2 separate regions of the Mus musculus genome follow, and region 2 is linked to region 1. Evidence: chromatin contacts called from ENCODE Hi-C or POLR2A ChIA-PET data. All regions are on one chromosome and are shown on one strand. Each heading gives the region's core, a stretch centred on a gene start or an enhancer-like site at or near the end of the contact. The rest is flanking DNA. Distances are from core to core; before and after follow the strand shown. Region 1 holds the start of Serpinh1 (serine (or cysteine) peptidase inhibitor, clade H, member 1). Region 2 overlaps Gdpd5 (glycerophosphodiester phosphodiesterase domain containing 5).

Region 1 (3,463 bases), core at 717-3,216:
TTCTCCAAAAAGCTCCAAATGACTAGTTAGGGATTCCTCTGGCAGCCGCAAGGCCCCTGGTGACGTGGCAGGCAAAAGCTGCTTTATCTCCATAGGCCAGCCGAGGGTAAGAACCTGGAGGCCTGGCTTGGGAACCTGGGGTGAGGAGGATTTGCCGGGGGAATCCAGGAGCCTCAGGGGTTTTAGTTTTACAACTGTGCCTCAAAAATCTGAGGGGGCAGGCAGGGCTGGGGAGAAGGGCCACCCCGTTAAGCCCAGCATTAGGGATGAAAGTAGGCAAGTCTCTGCAAGCAAGCCAACCTCCCGCAGCCCATCTGCACAGGCAAGCCCAGCCCATCTGCCACAGGGAAACGCCAGCCCTCCGGCCAAGGTTAGACATTTTACAGTACCATCAAAACAAAACCAAAAAAATATAAGATATCACAGAGCCAAAGGCCGTGTCCACCACTGGGCCAGGGAGCCTGTGATGGGAAGCCTGTAAGGGGAGCAGATGCCAGGAGGCAGGGAGGAGCACCAGGGGGTTTCTCAGACACTTGGTGGGTCTAAAGTACCTTGAAAGGGCCTCAGAGGGAGATCATTGCCTGCCTTTTTCATTCTGAAAGAAAACAGAAGAGTGAAGAAATGGGAACCCCTAGAGACGTGGGGAGCAGAGGCCGGTCGGGCCCAGTCCCCAGTGGGTACCCGGAGTAAGGAGGTGGATGACCTCTTTTGCAGAGGCAGAAACCAGGGCCCAGCTTGGGCCTCTTCGGCTCAAGCAGGTCAGGCTTTCTCCCGGGGGCTCTGCCTTCAGCAAAGCTCCCAGGCCGACCACTGTGGAGTCCTGTTACACAGCAACCCACTACAAAAACACCTCGGCAGGGAATCCTCGGAGAGAGACAAAGGACCAGACGGAAATGGGGGATGGGTACAGAACTATCAGAGAGTAGGGTGTGGCCTCGGCCTTACTTCCAGGCAACCAAAGCCCCCAGTTTTCCAAGGGCCTCCATGCGTGCCCTGGATGCCAAAGGGCCCAGAAGGAAGCACAGGAAGTTGATAGCTAGGCCGTTAGACCATACAGGGAATGGATGCCTTCTTCCTTTCGTCTGGAGGCTCAGGAATGTCCCCCAAGCTGGAGGCAGGATACCTCAAAGCCTCAGAGGAAGTCCTCGCCCTGCAGGAACCAGATGGGTGGACGGAAGGACCAGGGTGACTCAAGTCACCCAGGGCCTGTGGACCCTGACGACACCCCTTTCGGGTGAGGTGAAAGCAGAACTAATTGGTCAAGTCCGGCCACCTTCCACATAGGATACTGATTAAAAAGCGACTGCTCCCCAAAGCAAGGGGGTCCTTAACAGCTAGAGATGAGACACCAAGTCTACACCTCTTGTGCTAGGTTCAGAGGCCCCTACACAGCCTGTGGGGAGGTTGGTCTGGGATCAATCACTGCGGGTCCCTGGGCCTCCACTCCTGAGTTAGGGACTGCAGAGCTGGCCCTTCCCCGTGGACGATGGGACAGTCAGGTCTTTCCCCTCCCCTCTCAGTTGTGCAGAAGGTCACCAGCATTTAGTCCCAGCTCTACGCATTCCCTCTCACCACCTTTAACCTTCCCCGAGCTGAGACTTCTCCGTACTTTACCAGGCAGTCCGCGTACTAGACCGCAGCTCCAGGGAACCCAGGCAAGTGACAGTTCCAAGTCCGATCTTTCACTGCCCACCTGTGTCAGGACCCCAAGCTTTGGAGCGATCCGTTCCCCCTTGGCCAATGCGCAACCCCAAATCGCCCGGCCGCTCCCGCCCCTCACCTGGGCCGGGCTGGGCTGCTCCGGGACCGACAGGGCAATCGCTCCTCAGACAGGCTCTGCTCAGCTCACTGCCCCGGGCCCTGGATCTATATATGGCTGGCCCCACCCCCTCCTGCCTGTCCCAAGAAACTTCTGGAAAGTTGGAAACGCTTCCGGAGGGCGCCGTGGCTCGGAGAGGAGAAAAAAAGCCAAAGACCTCCCCCAAACCACCCTGGCTCCCGCCCCTGTGCCTGCGGGCTCTCTCCCAGCCCCTGGGTCCTACTGCCCCCTCGCCCTACTAGGTAGAGGGGACTCTCCTCCCGCACCAGCTAGACCTTGGGAGCCAGGGCATTCTTGGGATTCCGCGGTCCTGGACGTGGAAAAGCAGGGTTTAGACTCGAGAGTGAACTGAAGGCAGACAGGCTCCAAAGTCCTGCGCTCGGGGACTGGAGTTGTCGTCTTCTCGGGGTTGCCCACACAAGCCTGCTCTGATCACATATCCCTTCTGCCCCACATGACCCTGCTCTGCCCCAGTAGATCCATTGCCTACTGTTATCAAGCTTTAATCAGGGACCCCTGATGCTACTCCTTAGTCAGGGGCCCTCTCCTTTGCCTTAGGAAAAAGTCAGAGGCAGGGGTCCCTCTCCAAACCAGGGTTCACCCTTGAAACATCCCTGGGGAGGAGAGGCCCTGAGAATTCTAGCTGGACCCTCACCCTGGCAACCAAGTCTTGAACTGATTTCAGACAGACACCTAGGTGGTTCCACTGGACATGAAGTAGTATACAGCAGGGAACATCCTGGATGAATTAAATACAGCATTGTGTGACTTTCCTTCTGGGCCAGTACCCTTGGTTGATGTTAAGTCCTAACTGCCCCTTTCTCCGTCTCAAATGGGTCATCCCTGCTATCTCCTTCCCTCCCTCCCTATCTCCATTGCCTCTTGGGGCTCAGGGTCTCACTATCTCAGGCTCTCCCGCCCCACCCCACCTCTTACACTGAGATAGCTTCTTGAGCCCTGAGTTAACTGATAGTATTCTTTACTATTCTAGTGTCATGCACAAATCTGCACAACTGGGCAAAGTCCCTGCCTTCAGGACCTCCTTTGTGAGGGGTGTGTGCAGCTAGTGGGGAATTCAGTAGGTGAGGCCTGTTGTTTTAGGATCCTCCTATCTTCTGATAGTGGAATGACAGACAACAGATGGACATCACTAGAGAGGAGGTGGAGTGAGAGGCTTTTCCCCCTCTTTTCAGTGCACTGGGGCTGGAACCCAGATCCTCAGGAAAACCAGGAAAGAAAGCATCCTGCCACTGAGCCCCAGCCCCAGCCCCAGAGAGACCCTGTATGCATTCACTCACATTCAATCAACAGACTCATAAGTATTTTCTTTCTCCCAGATGCAGAGCCTGTGGAACAGATGTATCCTTGCACTCAGCATCCCAAAAGATGAGTTCTCTGCAGTTATAGAGAACAGTGGGGGAGGGAATGGACCCCCAGCCTTCCCCACTTCGGGCTGAGGGAAATATTAGATCCTAATAGACTTAGACCCCAATCAAAGGATCAGAGAGTATACGGATTTGCAAGTGACTGCCACAGATGATAATATCATTCAGAAGCCCCACAACGTCTTTGAACTTCGTGAAGGAATCTTAGCTTGGTAGGATCTCAGAGTCAAAGGTCTTGAGAAGAAGAAAAAAAAAATCA
Region 2 (3,463 bases), core at 602-3,101, 89 kb after region 1:
TGGAGTCTTCCCGATGTCACCTCCCAGCTACAAGCAGGGTCCTGGCAGTGGCTCAGATTCTGCAATACACCAAGTGAGTGCATTCGCTGTCCGAGCCTCTCTCTCCTCACTAACACAAGGAGGTTGAGTGAGAGTGAGTGAGCTGTCTTTCTGTAGCTAAGCTGCAGCCTCCAGGACTGGGGAGAAGTTTGCTCCCTCTGCCCTGTCATTCTGTTTATAGCAACACAATCAAGGAAATAGAAATTCAAAGAGAAACCGGGCGTGGTGGCGCACGCCTTTAATCCCAGCACTCGGGAGGCAGAGGCAGGCGGATTTCTGAGTTCGAGGCCAACCTGGTCTACATAGTGAATTCCAGGACAGCCAGGGCTACACAGAGAAACCCTGTCTCGAAAAACCAAAAGAAAAACCAAAAAAAAAAAAAAAAAAGAAATTCAAAGAGATGTGGCCATTTTCTCATCTCTGTGTTAGCTTATACAGCGAATCAATGCAAACTAGGAAGTTTCATTAATGGGAAGCTGCCTATATTCAGCCCATGAGTTCAAGAAGACCACGTGCTGGTTTTTTTGGTTTTTTTTTTTTTTAAATCACATTTTCTCAGCACTTTTTCTGGTTTCAGTGAATGCTCATGTTAGGAAGAGTTTGTTATGTCCTTGCCACAAGCCTCCCTCCCTTCACTCCCTGAAGCCCTATGATGGGCGTTCCACCATCTCCATCCTCCAGGTGAGCAAACTGGAGTGGTACAGATCTCCACCTCTAAGGCTCCACATTTTCACGTTTTGCCATTGAACTTGAGGTGAATGGCACAGTCAAGGGCATCTTGGGCTCTGTAACACCTGTCATTGCCACAAGGTCCTAAGAGCCAGCAAGAGGCAGTGTGGGGATTAGATCTCAGAGTGTGTTCATCCCTCAGGGTTGTGCTGGCCATGCTCCTGAGGGTGGCGGGCACAGGTGTGTGGAACAGCCCTGGGGTGGTTATCCCGGATCCGCTGTTCATGCGCGAATAAAGGTGCAGTGCAGGGGCCCATGGGAAGGAAGTGTAGTGGCCTTCAGAATGGTGACTCTGGCCGATTCTGCTTCTTGCTTTCTGAGTGCCCACCAGAAGTAGGCATGACTGTCAATAAAGGAAACACTGATTGCCGATAGAGGGCGGGAAGGGCCCGTTTGTGGTTCTCCGACTGCAGCTTCCTGAGAGCTGAGACTGTCCTAGATCCTTGGCTGGGCCATGGCTCAGTGGAGGTCTGTCTGACTTCTGTCCTTCTCCCACCAGGTACCTCTACAACCGCATGGGCTACTGGAGCGACTGGTCCGTGCCCATCCTGGTGACCTCGGCTGCTGCTTTCACATACATCGCAGGCCTCCTGGTATGGAGGGGTTGGGGGAGGGTCCCTTGGTGGCTCTGCTCCCAGGAGGAGCAGGCTTGGCGGTCTACAGGGGTATAGGGCTATTGTCCACCCGGACTCCTTCGGTGTTGCTTGGCAGGAGGAGGTCTCATTTTCCTAGTCTCCTTCGGCTGTCCCTCTGAAAGCCCCTCCCTGCCATCCAGGCAGAGGAGCCATTCTGGCTTTCAGCATCTACTACAGACGTCTTCCAGAAACTGCTTGGGCTGCCTACCCACAGTGCCCTCCACACTGAGAGACTCGGGTTGAGCACACTCAGCACTGGCAGCTCCTTGGGGGCAGGGCTCAGATCTGCCTCTGAATCTCCCAACAAGCTGAAGTGTTATGCAGGGCAGTCTTCCTGCAGCCGAACCCAGGGACCTTTCACAGGGGAATTCCCAAAGGAGGAGGCTTGAGGCCTGGAGTAATCTGGAAGGAAGCCAGGCCTGGACAGGGCTGGCCCGGGCATTCCTGGTGCCTGTGGGGAGGGTGTGTTGCCTGCCTAGGGTCACACCAAGGGCAGGAGTGTGGGGCAGGGTGTTTGGAGAGCTGGCAAGCTTTCTAGGCACACGTGGTGGCTTGACTGGCCCCCTGGGCCTCTCTTCAGGTCCTGGCACTATGTCACATCGCTGTGGGGCAGCAGTTGAACCTGCACTGGATACACAAGGTAATGGAAGGCTGCTCTAAGGGGGAGGGGAACAGAGGCCTGGAAGCACAGGGTAGCCTGGGTGGTCCCTCCCCCTGGCTCGCCTCTGTATCTGCTCTGCTATTCCACTGAACTCTTACTGGGCCAGGCACGGCCTGCCCAGTTTGCATTCACTCCCTTAACCCTTACAGCCCTGCAGAGTACGCATGGCCACCATCCTGCGCTGCAGGGGCAAAACCCAGAGGTTAGACAACATGTGTAAGGTCTCACAGGGTGAATGGGAGGCCTAGTGTTCTGCCCTGCGGCCAGGCACTCAACAGCACCCGCTCTGCCTTCGCTCCGCCTTCTCTACTGTATCCCTGAGTTCTGGTGATGGTGTCTGGGATAGCCCAGACTGTCCCAGTCTGGTCCTGATGACTCTCTGCTACCACCATGGGACAGTCACCTCAGCTTCTACTGTGGGAGACATCATTCCTACCCTTGGCATGCCCACCCTTCCTTGGCTTTTACCCCCTTGCTCTGGCCTTCATTTGTTCTCTCTCTTTGAGCCCTTTTCTGTATTTGAACCCTCTCTTTGCAGCCTGTATCCCAAGGCAGGGGTTCTCCTCAGCTCCGGCAGCCTCCCCTCCCAGATACATTTTACAACATTTGTGTTATCAATTCCATCAGGTGCCTGATCCCAACCCACTCTAATTTGGTGACCCTTGAAGACTAAACTGGCACTGGTGGCTTCTTCTGCTGTCCCCAGTGTTCATTCCAGACTAACTGGTCCAAACCTTCTCTCTCCCTCTCTCTCTCTCCCTTTCCCTCTCTCTCTCCCTCTCCCTCTTCCTTTCCCTCCCCTCTGTCTCTCTCTGCCTCTCTCTGTCCCTCTCTGTCTCTGACACACACACATACACACACACACACACAAACACACACACACACCTATGCTGAGTATAGGTTGTTGATACCTGCTATGCTTGATCAGGGTCATAGGCCTGGGCTAGTCCTGGCCAAAATAGAGCCATCCCCTATGAGGAGCTCTGAGGGGTGGAGATGGGAAGGTGGGGGCTCCAGGGGCTGTGGTAGTGGAGTGGGGAGGAGTCATCTCTTTCACCACAGCATGGCTAGAAGTAGGCACACATTCTAAGAAGAGGCAGAAATGTCTGGAAACAAACAGGACCTAGGAGACTGCCCCAGCTAGCAGGGAGACAGAAGGAAGGAGAGGGAGCACAGGCAAACTTGAGTTAGAGCGGAGCGGGAGGGGAGCACCTTGGGAGCCAGGCCTGGGTGACTGAAGTCTTGCTGGGATGAAGAGAGCAGTCCCTGCTGATGACTCCATACTGAGGACTGCTCTGGGACTTCCTCAGCCCACTCTGGGAGGTGCTTTCTTCTCTCAGCTGCATGGCTAACACTTGAAAGAGGATATCTATCAGCTGGCATCTGGGGACCGGGCACA

Evidence for each region. A loop is a pair of places that touch in the nucleus more often than their neighbours do. ChIA-PET counts read pairs that join two places held with the same protein, here RNA polymerase II (POLR2A).
Region 2: POLR2A ChIA-PET joins it to region 1 with 11 read pairs in Patski. The contact joins the enhancer-like site here to the promoter of Serpinh1 in region 1. A Hi-C loop is called at or near these places in 1 of 37 maps with a recorded cell type or tissue (T-helper 2 cell). POLR2A ChIA-PET finds 5 or more read pairs at or near these places in 2 of 5 experiments (Patski and embryonic stem cell).

The regions. Positions count from the first base shown.
Region 1 is chr7:99,351,273-99,354,735 of GRCm38, forward strand. Serpinh1 (serine (or cysteine) peptidase inhibitor, clade H, member 1) reads right to left here and starts at 1,967. Exons shown (of 5, transcript NM_001111044.1): 1 at 1,781-1,967.
Region 2 is chr7:99,439,905-99,443,367 of GRCm38, forward strand. Gdpd5 (glycerophosphodiester phosphodiesterase domain containing 5) reads left to right here. Exons shown (of 18, transcript NM_201352.3): 6 at 1,268-1,361; 7 at 1,984-2,043. Among named protein-coding and RNA genes, the nearest start is that of Klhl35, 24 kb to the right of the region's middle. Within about 2 kb of position 1,852, at least 1 of the 3 ENCODE cell types and tissues checked has a DNase peak (open chromatin) inside an H3K27ac peak, as active enhancers do.